Regions from separate parts of the Homo sapiens genome. Here region 1 is linked to region 2. Evidence: read pairs that join two places in POLR2A ChIA-PET (ENCODE). Cell type or tissue: PC-3. All regions are shown on one strand. Links, peaks and the distances in the headings refer to the core of each region. The heading gives the core; the rest is flanking DNA.

Region 1 (11,338 bases), core at 3,847-8,846, 110 kb before region 2:
ATTACTATTATTTTAAGACAGGGTCTTGCTCTGTCACCCAGGCTGGAGTGCAGTAGCACAATCTTGGCTTACCACAACCTCCACCTCCTGGGCTAAAGCAATCCTCCCACTTCAGCCTCCAGAGTAGCTGGGACTATAGGCAAATGCCATCATGCCCAGCTGATTTTTTGTATTTTTTTGTAGAGACAACATCCCTATGTTTCCCAGGCTGGTCTTGAACTCTTGGACTTGAGCGATCCACCCCCGCTTTGGCCTCCCAAAGTGCTGGGGTTACAGGGGTGAGCCACAGCTCCCGACCGTGTTATGTCATTTTTAAAAATGGATCAAAGACATAAGAGCTAAAACTCTAAGATTCTTAAAGAAAATATAGGGTCAAGATCTTCATGACCTTGGATTTGCCAACACTTTCTTGGCTATGACACAAAATCACAGTCAACAAAGAACAAAAAAATAGATAAATTGGACTTCATCAAAATTTAAAACTTTTGTGCAAAGGACACTACCAAAGAGTGAAAAGGCAACCAAGAGAATGGGAGAAAATGTATGCAAATTATATATCTGATAAGAGATTATTATTATTATTATTACTTGAGACAGGGTCTTGCTCTTTTGCCCAGGCTGGAGTGCAGTGGCACATTCTCAGCTCACTGCAGCCTCAACCTCCTAGGCTCAAACCATCCTCCCCGCTTAGCCCCCTGAGTAGCTGGGACTACAGGCACACACCACTCCATCTGGCTGATTTTTGTATTTTTTTGTAGTGGTGGGGTTTTGCCATGTTGCCTAGGCTGGTCTTGAACTCCTGAGCTCAAGCAATCCACCCACCTCAGCCTCCCAAAGTGCTGGGATTACAGGCATGAGCCACCATGCCCGGCCCTGATAAGAGATTAATATCCAGAGTATATAAAGAACTTCTGACACTCAACAATAACAAAAAACCCAATTGAAAAATGGACAAAGGTCTTCTTAAATAGATGTTTCTCCAAAGAAAATATACAAATAGCCAATAAGCACATGAAAAGATGCTCAACATCACTAATTATGAGGGAGATGCATGAGATACTACCTCACATTCATTAGGATGACTATTGTCAAAAAAAAAAAAGGAAAACAACAAGTGTTGACAAGGATGTGGAGAAATTAGAAATCTTGTCCATTGCTGGCAGGAATGTAAAATGGTACAGCCACTATGGAAAGCAGTATAATGGTTCTTCAAAAGTTAAACATAGAATTACCATCCAGCAAACCCACTTCTAGGTATATAATACCCAAAAGAATCGAAAGCAGGGACTTGAATGGGTATGTGTACACCAGTATTCATAGCAGCAGTATTCTCAGTGAAGTATTGATACATACCACATGGATGAACTTAAAATTATACTAAGTGAAATCAGCTGGACACAAAAGGACACATATTATATTATTCCATTTATATGGGGTACCTAGAATAGGCAAATTCCTAAGAACAGAAAGTAGAATAGTGGCTGCCAGGGGCTGGGGAAAAGGGGAATGGGGACTTATCACTTAATGGGAACAGAGTCTCGGTTTGGGATGATGAAAAAGTTCTGGAGATGGATAGTGGTGATGGTTGCACAACAATGTATGAATGTTCTTAATGCCACTGCATTGCACACTTAAAAATGGTTAAAATGGTAAATATGTTATGTATATTTTACCACAATTTAAACATGTATAAAGTTTCAAGAAATGGGGGGACAATACTATTAACAGCTCTAGTAACAGTTGCATCAGCAAAAAGATCCTTCTCAAAACAAAAAAGTATCAAATATTTCTTGCCATCTTACAATTGCCAAGAGCAACTGACATCACTTTCAGTTACACTGATTGAAAATTAGGTTGTTAGAAGTATAAACTTTGATGACCTAATCAATGAATTTTCAGAAAAGTCAGAAAAATCCTATGATCAAAATATTGCATACTTATAAAGTAATATATAGTATTATATAAAATTATGACACCAATTTTTAAAAAATTTATGTATATATTGATACTCATGTATCTCTATTAACCTTATTATATTTTACAAATAATAAAACATTTTTTAAAGGAAAAAGCTTTATAGTTAGCTTTTTTTTTTTGAGGCAGAGTCTCACTCTGTCACCCAGGCTGGAGTGCAGTGGCACGATCTTGGCTCACTGCAACCTCCACTTCCCTGGTTCAAGCAATTCTCCTGCCTCAGCCTCCTGAGTAGCTGGGATTATAGGTGCACGCCACCACGCCGGGCTAATCTTTTTGTATTTTTAGTAGAGACGGGGTTTCACCATATTGGCCAGACTGGTCTTGAACCCCTGACCTCAGGCAATCCACCTGCCTCGGCCCCCCAAAGTCCTGGGATTACAGGTGTGAGCCACCGCGCCCAGCCTATAGTTAGTATTTTAATGGCAAGTTCCCCTGCTTTTGGAAAAGGAGCTCTGCATTTGCAGTTTTGTTTTGGTGAAGCCCTACAAATTATGTAGCTGGCCCTGGTGCCAGCTTTCCCATTGATAGCCTGTCCAGCTTTGATCAAGTCACTTACCCTCTGCATCAGTTTTCTCACCCCCAAATGGGACTATTTAATCTGCTTCATGAAACTGGCATGAACATTTGTGCATATGTGCATGTGTATGTGTGTGCCTCTGTGTATGTGCATATGCATGAAAGTGGTTTGAAAAAGTATAGATGCTTTAAAATATTGGGTGGCATTGTTGTGACTATGAATAATTTTTAACCACTGCCCTTCCTGGAGTCTGAGTCTTCAGCCAAACACATTTACTGAAAATGAAGAAATTAATTCATTTAATTCATTATTTTCCATGGGGCTTTCCAGACAAACATTTGAGAAAGGAGCTAAATGATTCATGTGGTCCATAAAGGTATCATTTTTATAGACTGGTGATTATTTTATTATTACTATTTTTTTGAGACAGAGTTTCGCTCTTGTCGCCCATGCTGGAGTGCAATGGCGTGCTCTCGGCTCACTGCAACCTCCGCCTCCTGGGTTCAAGTGATTCTCCTGCCTTAGCCTTCCTAGTAGCTGGGATTACAGGCGGCTGCTACCTTGCCTGGCTAATTTTTGTATTTTTAGTGGAGACGGGGTTTCGCTATGTTGGTCAGGCTGGCCTCAAACTCCTGACCTCAGGTGATCCAAACGCCTCGGCCTCCCAAAATGCTGGGATTACAGGCATGCACCACCATGCCCGGTCCTAGACTAGTGATTTTATAGATGGCATTTCTTCACACGACTAAAAGCAGTCTAAACTGAAAACGATGCCAAAACACTAGACTTCAGTCAACAGTCTTAAAAGCCTACACTCCCAAATAGACTATTTGATAAACCCTCTGACTTCTAAGAAACTCAAAGGAAAAACACCACCAGGAGAGCCGAGTGCCCCCAGAATTGTCCTTGGACCATCTGTAGATCTTGTCTTATGATCCACTTATGCTGAGTGTAAACAGAGATACTGCTGTAAATAGAAGCCAAAATGTCCCTGCACTCAGATGGCTACATCTGGGAGCTCTGCCAAATTAGAGGATTTATGCGTCAGAGCCAGGTGGGTTCCACAGCAGAAGCTGGGGTCTCAAATCTGAACTTCTGCTTAACACACACTTGGTACCTACTCTGACACTATCGTGACCCTTGGTAAAGTGACTATTAATTCCTACCGCTGGGGCTTTCCTGGGCCCTGTACACATCCTCCTGACTCTCCTTGGAGACTATGTAGGTAGCTGGCTGAGGGGTGTGGCTAGGACCTTCGGTCAAGCTCTTCTATCAAGAGGCTGGCCCTGAAGAGCCACACTTGTAACTGATCAACAGCTTAACAAGCTGGTCGGGGTAGAACTCCGAATCCTTCACCGTTCCTGCGTCTCAGAAGCTGGCTAACATCTCCCTCCCTCCAGGGTGGTAGAATCCACTTTGAAATGTTCTCTCTCCCTGGCCCTCCCACTCCCTAACCTTTGCCCTCTTTCTAATTGCCCTGATCTCATCCCAACCTCCATAGCTATGTTTAAAGTCCACCTCTGGGGAACAGACAGATTGAATGTTCCAGATAATCCCTTTCCCAGTCCTGCCTGACATCTGGGTAGGGGGTTTGTCCCTGGAATTCTGGGACACTGGCTGGGGTTTGAGGAGAGAAGCCAGTACCTACCTGGCTGCAGGATGAAGCTGGCCAGTGGCTTCTTGGTTTTGTGGCTCAGCCTTGGGGGTGGCCTGGCTCAGAGCGACACGAGCCCTGACACGGAGGAGTCCTATTCAGACTGGGGCCTTCGGCACCTCCGGGGAAGCTTTGAATCCGTCAATAGCTACTTCGATTCTTTTCTGGAGCTGCTGGGAGGGAAGAATGGAGTCTGTCAGTACAGGTGCCGATATGGTGAGTGTGCGGTTTCTCTTTCTGTAAAAACTGTTGCTGGTGGACCCATGGACAGCCCCAGAGAGGTCACGATCTGTCTTGCACTTTTTCCTGTTATCCACTTAGAGCTGCCAGATTTAGCAGATAAAAATGTAGGACACCCAGTGAAATGTGAAATCCAAATAAACAACAAATAAGTCATTAGTATAAGTATGTCCAGTGAAATATCTGGGACATACTTATCCTGACAAATTCTTCGTTGTTTATCTCAAACTCACATTTCACTGAGCTTCCTGTATTGTATCTGGGAAACCTTCCCTGGGCCATTTTAATGAGTTTGTTGTGAGGCAGTTCTTAGGAAAAAAGGGTACCTGGGGTGGGAAGAAGGAGGGTGGGTATGAGAGGCCTCTGTGAGGAGTTCCCAGGGATGAAAACTGAAGCCGAACATTCAGAGAAAAATCTGCCATGGGGCAAAACCACCTCCTCAGCTGCTCTGTGCTCAGCTTGGAAACAAATTCTCCCTTCCCCCTGCTGCAGTTCACACCGTCCTCCCAGCTCTCAGTCCCTGACTGGCATCAATTTGCTGGACTTTCTCAAGGGAGCTGTCCCTGCCTGCAGCCTCGGCAACGACAGGCATGCTGTGGAGAGGAAGGGTTCGTGGCTCACCAGGGATCCCGGGGCTGTCCCCTGGACTTGGCGCCAGATGCAGATTTGTGAGCTGGCAGGAGCACTTCCCCTACCTTGCCTGAATATGGCTGGGGGTACACAGATATAAGGTGCACACCTGGCTGCCGGCACAGAGCCCCTGGTCCCAGGGGCCCTGGAAGTTAATGTAAGGGGAGCAAAATGTGGAGCCCCAGGCCTTGAAGCTGGGTGGCATCGTGTAATTGCCAATGCGCATGAAAACGTTTTCCAAAGCATGCACAGTCTCAGGTCTCAGGTAGCATTAGTTTTATGGTTTAATTTATCAACTATCTCATCAAGGGATTAGAAATGAAAATGGTGAGTCAATTTAGCCTAACAGGAAAACACATTTGAGAAATATTTTCTCCAAATACTCAACAGAGAAAAAGTCAGCTTTGAAGAGATGCACAAAAAAACTACATACTTCCCGGACTCACCCTTAAGTCTCTCTATTCCTTTTTGAGTGGGGAAAATCGCTTCCTTATACACTAAGAGTGACTAGGAGGTAATGGTTAATCATTGCATCAGGACCCAAAGTTTTGCAGCATAGATGTTTTAACAATCTATGGTTAAAATCTATGTTTTAACCATCTATGTTTTAACCATCTATGCTGCAGCTTCTTTGTGAAAGTTTCACAGAGAAAAATGCCTGGTCTGTTAGGACCCACCTGGCCCTAAAACCATGTATTTGTCCAAGGCAGTTGGACCAACGCAGAGGCCTTGCCACTGGATTATGCTCACACTGTTTGCACGGATGGGACAGGGAAGGGGTTGACTCACTTCAGACATTGGAATCAACACAGGTGTTTTCCTTCCTAAAGGCAACACAGGACTAGTATCTGTAGTTCAGCAAATAGGCAACAGCAGGAATTTTTATTAGGAAATCAAGAACCAAATCCTATTCTTCCTTCTCTAGCAAAACAGCATTAAAAGACTTAAGCAAATTTTAGTTGCGGAGCCTCTGGCTGGGCAGGGTGGAAGCCAGCAGCAACTGGTGGGGGATGGGAAGAGTAAATAGAAGAGAAAGGCAAATAACTCTTCTCACTTTGTGTAAAACAACCTGCTCAAAGAGGGGCCTGAAAAACACTTAGAAAAATAGGCGGTTATGCCTCCTTACCTTGGAACCCAGTAGAGCCAAAAACCTGGCGGCTGTGCCCAAAAGAGTACAAAATACCTTCTCAAACTGATTGTGAATCGAGCAATCTTTTGAACAGACAACACCTAACAACGAGTCTGCTCTTTTGTAGTTTGCTTTGTGACACATCTCTCATGCACCGTGCTCGTCTTTTAAGTAGTGGTTCTCAAACTCACCTGTGAATTGAAGCCCCTGGAGGGCAGATTCAACCAGATCTCTGGGCCCCACCCCAGGTGTTTCTGATTAGTAGGAGATTCTGGGCTTAGGAGATCCTCCTGCCTCAGCCTCCCAGTTAGCTTGGGCTACAGGTGTGCGCCACCATGCCCAGATAATTTTGTAACTTTTTGTAGAGCAGGGAGTCTCACCATCTTGCCCAGGCTGGTCTCCAACTCCAGGGCTCAAGCAATCCTCCCAACTTGGCCTCCCAGATTGCTGGGATTATAGGCGTGAGCCACGGCACCAGCCAGATTTTACCTTTGATAGGTACTAACTACTATTTAAAACAGTGGGTTTCTAACTTGGGTACACTTCAGATCACCTGAGGGGCTTTAACAACACCTGGCACCAAATCAATTAAATCAAAATTTCTGTGGGTTGGCCCCAGACATCAGTATTTTAACATTTTTCCCAGGTGATTGCAAAGCACAGCCAAGGTAAAGGGGTGCCATTCTATGACGTCATTCTTAGAGAACTTCAGCCCACAGGTTAAATTATGCAGGCAGATAAAACTGTGTATGTATCCTGGTAGCCCATGATAGCATGTCAACATTGTTTTCCGTGCTTCTCATATCTAAAGTAATTTGTTCTCATGCCAACACACAAAATCTGTACTTGTCAAACAACTGGGCTATAAATATGACAAGATCCAGCGTGTGTCAATGGCATACCTAGCACAACTGTTATTAAGGAGTCTCTACCAGCTGGGTGCGGTGGCTCATGCCTGTAATCCCAGCACTTTGGGAGGCCAAGGCAGGCAGATCACGATGTCAGGAGATCGAGACCATCCTGGCTAACACGGTGAAACCCTGTCTCTATTAAAAATACAAAAAAAATTAGCCGGGTGTAGTGGCGGGTGCCAGTAGTTCCAGCTACTCGGGAGGCTGAGGCAGGAGAATGGTGTGAACCTGGGAGGCAGAGCTTGCAGTGAGCTGAGATCTCACCATTGCACTGCAGCCTGGGCAACAGAGCGAGACTCCACCTCAAAAAAAAAAAAAAAAAAAAAAAGGAGTCTGTGCCAATGCAAACAAGATTTCCTTGAGAATCGCTTCCAAAATATAGATAACCTTTTCCACCTCCAGAGATTCTGATGCAGTAGGTCTGTGGTGAGACCTTGGAAGTGCACTTTTAATGGGTAGTCTTTGAACCAGACTTTGAGAAATAAGCATAGTAATGGAAAAATCATGGGTTTGAATTTAGGAGAAAATATCCCATTGCTGGTGACCTTGGGTGAGTTATCTGACTCTCTCAACCTTAGTTTCCTCAAATATGTAAAAATAATGTTACTAATACCCACCTTGCAAAGGTGTTGTGAGAATTAAAGATAATATACATAAAGAATCAGTGGTATATATAAAGCATGGTAGGTACCAAACAAATTTTATAAACGTTATGAGAAAGACAGTCTAGTGAACAGGTTAATTGCATTCAGATTCTTCTAGCTCTCTTTCAACGTAAAAATGAAAAATCCCAGAAATCCCAGTGGCTGGACAACAGCCTCTCAGCTTCCGGAAGAAGTCCCTCGAGGGAACAACGACTGAAGAGTTATCTGCCTCATGAAGGTCTCTGGAGTTGGGTCAATGGAGTAGTTTCTATAATGATACTGTTCACGCTTTCACACTTTAATAAAAGATCCTGAAAATGAATTTCTTCCTGGATTTAGTTCCAAGAGTATCTTAAAAGTTTCTTTAAATATCTGTCTATTGTAATCCCAGCACTTTGGGAGGCTGAGGCCGGCGGATCATTTGAGGTCAGGAGTTTGAGACTAGCCTGGCCAGCATGGTGAAACCCCATCTGTACTAAAAATACAAAAATTAGCCGGGCGTGGTGGCGCGCCCTGTAATCCCAGCTACCTGGGAGGCTGAGGCAGGAGAATCACTTGAACCCTGGAGGAAGAGGTTGCAGTGAGCCGAGATCGTGCCATTGCACTCCAGCCTGGGCAACAGAGCGAGATTAAGTTTCAAAAATAAACAAATAAATAAATAAATAAAAATAAATATCAGTCTATTTTTTAAAGAGAATTTTTATCTGAAGTTTTACAGCAAAATTTTATAAACCTGTGAGTTTGTATCTTTTTCCAGGGAAATAACTCAAAGACTTCATCAGATTCTCCAGGGAATCCAGAGCCCAAAAAAAGAAAACAGCCACTGGCTTAGAGGCAAACAGATTATTCTTGTTTTTGGGCAACTGACCTCCTAGTCTGCTGGGGACTCAAGGAGGAGGGGAGATGCTCCTGGGATGTGAGACTTTCAGTACTAACACCGGGACGGGTACCAGGCAAACCAGGACAAGTTGCTCACCCTACTTTATGCAGTAACTTAATCTGTTTTAGTGACTGAAATACAGAGTTCTTCTCTACAGGAGAATTGCCTCTGTCCTGCTGTGTTCCATTGATGTATTAATCATGGTGCATCTGAGTGTTTCTGGGAGGAAGGAGGACATACCTTTCTTTCTTTTTTTTTTTTCTGGAATTTTGTTTTTCTTGAGACGGAGTCTCCCTCTGTCACCCAGGCTGGAGTGCAGTGGTACTATCTCGGCTCACTGCAACCTCCGCCTTCCAGGTTCAAATGATTCTCCTACCTCAGCCTCCTGGCGTAGCTGGGATTACAGGCATGCGCCACCACGCCTAGTTACTTTGTATTTTTAGTAGAGACGGGGGTTTCACCATGTTGGCCAGGCTGGTCTCGAACTCATGACCTCAGGTGATCCCCCTGCTGGGCCTCCTAAAGTGCTGGGATTACAGGCGTGAGCCACCGCGCCCGGCCTGGAAATTATTTTATTTTCTCATGTTTGAGACAGCTAGTTGGGGTTGTTGATGAAGCCATGCCTATAATAGTTTAGTAAATACTCTTATTATTCATTCGTTATCATTATCTGTTCTTTGTAACAATATAATATTAATAGAAAAATCATATCATTGAGTGGAAAATTGTAAAACAAATGACAAAGACATAATATGTATACTACAAAAAGGTTCTTACAAACTGTGAAGAAATAGGCAAAAGATCTAAAAGAAAAATGAGCAAAGAATGGAAATAGGCAATTAACAGAAAAGAAAAACTAAATGGTTTGCATACAAATAATATGGTCGAATTCAGTATTGATCAGGGGCTTACAAATTAAAGTAACAATGAGATACCACTTTTAGCCAACAGAGTGGCAAAATTTAAAAGAAGAGTGATAGGAACTATTGCTGTCCGAGATAGGAAAAAAGCACTCCCGTGAATTTCTTTTGGAAATATAAATGTTAATCCTTTTTTTAATGTTGATTTTTAAGTTCTGGGGTACATGTGCAGGATATGCAATTTGGTTACACAGGTAAATGTGTGCCACAGTGGTTTGCTGCAGATGTACCTTTTAATAAAGCATACTCACTCCCTCCTAGCACCTTTGGGGGAACCAGCTGGGTGGAGAGGATGGACGCACCCTCCCGGGAAGGCAAAACTCTTGCCCTGGGACACAAAGCCCTGAAAGTTTTTACTGCTGTTTCCAGTGACAGAGAGATAAAAGGGCGGGCCCGGGAGGCAGTGTCTACCGCTGGCAGGTAGAGCTCTTGGGATTCTTGGCTAACACTTCTCGATCTCCCTCCAGTTGGTCTTTTAAGACTTTTATGGTATTTCACTTTATTCAGAAGCTTTTAAGTTTTATAAGATCAAATCTGTCAGTCTCTTTCTTTATGGCTTCTGAATTTTATGTCTTGATTAGAAAATCATCCTCACATCAAGATTAGAACAGTATTCTGCTGTTTTTTCTGTGACAGCAGCCATAGCTAAATCATAATAGTGTGGCTGTGTTCCAATAAAACTTTTTTTATGAACACTAAAATTTGAATTTGAACAGGATCAAGTTGTCGGCCTCTCACTCCTATAAACAGCTCCAGCCAGAAAATAAAACATGTGTGGATATGATACATTATTAATGCCTAGACTTAAAACATCAACCATAAGCTACTGAAACAATAATTTGAGGATATGGTATCCTTGAATGATTTCTGTTTCTGCCTAGACTGAAACCATTACCTTTTGTCTTAGAACTTATATTTTCAGCTTCGTTTCTAAATAGAATTTCTGCAGTTAACATAAAACATTAAATAAAATAAAAATAACCATCATCAGCTGCAGGCCGGATAGGAATTCCATTCCGGTATCTTTCAAACTAGAATAGCAGAGTTTTATCTTCTGTGAGTTATCAAGGGCAAAAAGGCAGAGGGTAACCCAAGAAACCGAGCCAAGTCTGTGGCAAATGCCCTTTTCAGCAAAATTATTAAAAAGATGTTTCACTCTCTGGCTGGGCAAGGTGGCTCACACCTGTAACCCCAGCACTTTGGGAGGCCAAGGAGGGCAGCTCACTTGAGGTCAGGCGTTTGAGACCAGCCTGAACAACATGGTGAAACCCCGTCTCTACTAAAAACACAAAAAATTAGCCGGGCGTGGTGGCAGGCGCCTGTAATACCAGCTACTCAGGAGGCTGAGGCAGGAGAATGGCTTGAACACAGGAGGCGGAGGTTGTAGTGAGCTGAAACGCTATCTTGAGTGTGGGGCTACCATGATGAGACTAGTGTCCTCGTAAGAAGAGAAAGAGAAAGAAGAGAAGACAAGGCCGTCTGCAAGCCAGGAAGAAGGCCCTCACCAGACACAGAATGCACTGGCACCCTGATCTTGGAATTCCCAGCCTTCAGCACCGTGAGGAATAAATTTCTGCCGTGTAAGCCATCCAGTCTATGTTATTTTTGTTATAGCATCCAAACTGCCTGAGACAGGGAATGACTGCTGAATGGGCACAAGGTCTACCTTGGGGGTGATGAAAATGTTTTTGAGCTAGATAAAAGTGATGGTTGTACAACATTGTGAATGTATTTAATTGCATACTTTAAGGTGGTTAATTTTATGTTATCTGAATTTCACCTCAATAAGAAAAAGAAGGCTGGGTGCTGTGGCTCATGCCTATAATCTCAGCCCTT
Region 2 (5,000 bases), core at 1-5,000:
CACACATACACAAACATATATCTCAATACACAATATTTAGTACTGTGATAGCCAGCCTTCAAGAAGGCTCTCTATAATTCTTGCCTGTAAGTATTTGCTATGGTTTGAATGTCTCCTCCAAAACTCACCTTGAAATTTAATTGCCACTTTAACAGTGTTGAGAGGCAGGACCTTTAAGAGGTGATTAGGTCATGAAGGCTCTGCCCCATAACTGGATTTTTGCCATTATCATAGGAGTGGGTTAGTTACTGGGGGAGTGGATTCCTGATAAAATCCACTCCCAAAAACGGTGAGTTCAAGTCAATTTCCCCTCTCTGTCTTCTGTGCACACTTCCTCACCATGTGATGCCTTCTGACATGTTACAATGCAGCAAGAAGACCCTCACTAGATGGACTCCTCGATCTTGGATTTCCCAGAACTGTAAGCCAAATCAATCTTTTCTTCATAAATTACTCAGTTTGCAATTGATATAGCAGCAAAGAAATGGACTAAGATAGTATAGATGCCTCTTGACTTATGATGAGATTACCTCTGCATAAACCCACTGTAAGTCAAAAAATGCATTTACTACTCCAACAAATCCATCATAAAGTCAAAAAACCATAAGTTGAACCATCAGAAGTCAGGGATTGTCTATATTCATGCCCTGTGTAGTGTCACCCACATCAAATCAGGGCTGGTCTGCAGAACCAATATGATACAGCTGAAGTGATGATGTGTACTTCCAAGACTATGTCATAATAGGCTTTACTTCTGCTTTGGTCTCTTGTACACTTGCTCTAGGGGAAGCCGGTCATCATATCATGAGGACAATCCTGCAGCCCTATGGAGAAGCCCACATGGAGAAGTGGTACCTTCTTGACCAAAAGTAAACTTGTCAACCATGTTAGTGAGTCACCTTAGAATCAGATCTTCCGGCCTCAGTCAAGCCAGATGATTAAGGCCCTGACTGACATGGGGCTGCACCCTCAAAAGACTACAAACTGCTCAGCCAAACTATTCCTAAATCCCTAATCCACAGAAACATGAGAGATAATAAAAGATTAGTTTATGCCCCTTTGTTGTAATTTGCTGTACAGTATTAAATAACCAAATATAGTATGACTTTGCATATATTTATATTTTATAGTAATATCTCCTATACATGGAGGATATGTTCTAAGACTCTCAGTGAATACCCAGCTGCAGATAGTACAGAACCCTATATATAGTATTTTTTTTGCTATACATACATACCTATGATAAAGTTGAGGAACTACCTATTTCTGGCTTTTGACTGGGGGCTATGCTTCCCAGCCTGTTAGAATGGCCACCCTGAAGGTTGCAACCCTTTATGAGAAATGAAGTTCTCCTTTCCAAATTTATAAACCTTGGAATTCTTCAGTTGACACGAGTGGCCTATGAGGATGGGATCTGTGGAGAACCCCAGGTTCCCCCAACTTGATCAGAAATCATTATACAGGACAGGTGCGGTGGCTCATGCCTTAAATCCCAGCACTTTGGGAGGCCGAGTCGGGCAGATTACTTGAGGTCAGGAGTTCTAGATCACCCTGGCCAACATGGCAAAACTCCGTCTCTAGTGAAAAAGTGCAAAAAATTAGCTGGGCATGGTGGCGTGTGCCTGTAGTCCCTGTTACTTGGGAGGCTGAGGCAGAAGAATCGCTTGAACCCGGGAGGCGGAGGTTGCAGTGAGCCCAGTTTGCACCACTGCACTCCAGCCCGGGCGACAGGGTGAGACTTCGTCTCAATAAAAAAGGAAATCAATACACTGACATCTAAAGCTCAGCTGTCTCCCTGACCACACTGGGAGGAAGTTTCCCTGGATCTAAGATCTCCTACTTTTAGGTAGATTTTGGAGGCTTTATTCCTCTCCATTTGGATTATTCCTTTCCACTCCTTCCCTTCATTGCTTCCTGGTCCCTTCCCAGTCCCTATCCTGGTTCCCTCCATCTGGACCCTAAAGGGAACAACTTTGTTAGCTCTGGCTTTGAGGGGTGGGAGGAGCCTTCCCAGGCCAGTCAAACATTTTCATTTTCAAAAAAGAAGAAAAAAAATTTTTTTAAGTTTAATTTATAAATTAGGCAAAATAAGAGATTATCAGAAAGAACTAAGAAAAAAATAGAACAATTAAAACAACATGCCAGCATCACTACTCTTGTACATGGGGGGTTAGTATTAAGTAAAATAAGGGTTACTTGACCACAACTGCTGCAGTACTACAACAGTCAATCCGGTAACTGAAACAGCTACTAAGTGACTAATGCGCGAGTAGCATATAAAGCATGGATATGCGGAACAAAGGGATGATTCACATCCCAGGTGGGACTGAGCAGGAGAGCACAAAATTTCATCACACTACTCAGAATAGCATACAATTTAAAACTTATTAATTGGGCCGCGTGCAGTGGCTCACACCTGTGATCCCAGCACTTCGGGAAGCTGATGCAGGCAGATCACTTGAGGGCAGGAGTTTGAGACCAGCCTGGCCAACATGGTGAAACCCTGTCTCTGCTGAAAATACAAATATTAGCTGGGTGTGGTGGCAGGCACCTGTAATCCCAGCTACTCGGGAGACTGAGGCAGGAGAAGTGCTTGAACCTGGGAGGCAGAGGTTGCAGTGAGCTGATATTGCACCACTGCACTCCAGCCTGTGACAGAGCAAGACTCTGTCTCAAAAAAAAAAATTGTTTATTTCTGGAATTTTCCATTTAATATTTTCAGACTGCGGTTGCCTGTGGGTAACTGAAACTATGGAAAGTGAAGCCATGGAAAAAGGGGTGGAGGGGAGACTCCTATATATAAAGGATCATGGTGTATACAAACCTCTAAAACTTGCCTTTTATGATAATCATTGCTTTGAGGTTTATCAAAGTTGGATCGTATTTCTGGAAATATTCACTTAAACTCCTATATATAAGGAAGTGGTAAATTTTAAAAAAAGAAAAAAACACTCCTATATAGAATTTCATTCTATGAATACATTGCTTAACGACAGGGATACATTCTGAGAAATGCATCATTAGGTGATTCTGTCACTGTGTGAACATCATAGATAATATTTACAAAACCTAGAAGGTATAGCCTACTACACACCTAGTAGGTATCTAGGTATTGCTCTTAGGCTACAAACCTGTATACCATGTTACTGTGCTGAATACTGTCAGCAACTGTAACACAGTGGTAAGTATTTGTATATCTAAACATTTCTGAACACAGAAAAGGTGCAGTAAAAATACAGTATTATACTCTTTTGGGACCAACATCACATATGTGGCCCATTGTTGACTGAAACATTGTTGTTATTCAGTACATGCATGACTGTATACCGTAATTTATATATCGAAAAACCAGATTTTCCCCCTATTATAAATAAAAATAAGGCTAAGAGAAAGTAGCACTACTCAATGTTTTTAGTTTCTGATGTAAATTTTTATTTCCTTTTAGAGCCTTGTGTTTCACATTTTACTCCTTAATTCATCTGGAACTTACTTATTTTTGTAATGTAGAGAAGTTGACTGTAATAGCACCATTTATTAAATAGTCTGCCCTTTCTCCTTGGCTTTACAATGCTAATCAATCACATGTCAGATTTCTATATATGCAAGCTTCCTCTAATCTGATCCAACAATCTTTCCTATACTAATACTTCATTGTTTTGATTATTATAGTTTTAGAAATACATCTTAATATGTGCTTAGGTACCACATGCCCCCTTGTTTTCCTATTCCAAATTTATCTTAGTTTTTTATATAGCTTTACTCTTTCATGTGAATTTTTAAGTAAGTTGATCAGCTCCTACTGGGGTTTTGATTAGCATTGCATTGAGTTTATAAATTCATTCTTCATATCTATTAACATGGTATAACTCTGCATTTATTCCTATCTTATGTCCTTCAATAAAGTTTATTATTCTCAATAAATGTCTTACATTTTATTTTTACTAGTTTCATGCCTAGATGCCCTCAAGTAATTTAACAATCACTTATATTCCTAAGGATAATTCCAAAAGTCTATATGCTTTTTTGTTAAATTATATGTTAGACAAAATATAAGATTGTCATTTTAATAGAATAAACTAAATATCTATCTACTTTGGTGACAATAAGGAGCTTCCTTATACATTACCGCAAAAATATCCTCAGAATATCTATATATATATATTTTTTGAGACAGAGTCGCATTCTTGTCACCCAGGCTGGAGTGCAGTGGCATGATCAGGGCTCACTGCAGCCTTGACCTCCCAGGTTTAAGAGATCCTCCTGCCTCAGCCTCCTGAGTAGCTACAACTACAGGTGTATGCCTCCATGCCCAGCTAATTTTTTGTATTTCTATTTTTTTACATTTTTTTTGAGATGGAGTCTTGCTCTGTTGCCCAGGCTGGAATGCAGTGGCACAATCGTGGCTCACTGCAACCTCTGCCTCCCGGGTTCAAGCGATTCTTCTGCCTCAGCCTCCTGAGTAACTGGAATTACAGGTGCCCACCACCACACCCAGCTAATTTTTATATTTTTAGTAGCGATAGTGTTTTGCCATGTTGGCCAGGCTGGTCTCGAACTCCTGACCTAAGGTGATCTGCCCGCCTTGGCCCCGCAAAGTACTGAGATTGCAGGCATGAGCCACCACACCCAGACTAATTTTTTGTATTTTTAGTAGAGATGGTTTTACCAAGTTGCCTAGGCTGGTCTCAATCTCCTGAACTCAGGTGATCAACCTGCCTTGGCCTCCCGAAGTGCTAGGATTACAGGTGTGAGCTGCTGCACCTGACAGAATATCTATAATTAATATGTATAAACAAAATGTGTTTGCTTCACAATAATCTCAGAAAAATATACTTAAATATGTAAAATAATTAAAATTTTCTTTAAATGTCAAGAGAAGAAAAATGACTGCTTCCACTGAGTTTAAACAAGGGGAAAAGACTGTAAGTTAAACATCAAATGCTGGCAAGGATGTGAAGCAACAGGAACTCTCATTCATTACTGTTCGGAATACAAAATAG

What was found. ChIA-PET counts read pairs that join two places held together with the same protein. Peaks named below come from ENCODE experiments on the same cell type or tissue, not always from the same donor. Only the 100,000 strongest peaks of a DNase experiment are listed, where the experiment ranks them.
Region 1: POLR2A ChIA-PET joins it to region 2 with 5 read pairs; 1 of 35 experiments calls an interaction of 5 or more read pairs at or near these places.

Annotation. Positions count from the first base shown.
Region 1 is chr10:72,947,501-72,958,838 of GRCh38, reverse strand. It overlaps PLA2G12B (phospholipase A2 group XIIB), which reads left to right and starts at 4,033. Exons shown (of 4, transcript NM_032562.5): 1 at 4,033-4,364. The coding sequence starts at 4,154. In PC-3, for the core only: no CTCF peak of the experiment used is centred there; a DNase peak (open chromatin) is centred at 5,818; H3K27me3 peaks cover 628 bases.
Region 2 is chr10:72,843,737-72,848,736 of GRCh38, reverse strand. All of the region lies in intron 2 of MCU (mitochondrial calcium uniporter), which reads right to left. Among named protein-coding and RNA genes, the nearest start is that of OIT3, 48 kb to the left of the region's middle. In PC-3, for the core only: no CTCF peak of the experiment used is centred there; DNase peaks (open chromatin) are centred at 916 and 2,266; H3K27ac peaks cover 847 bases.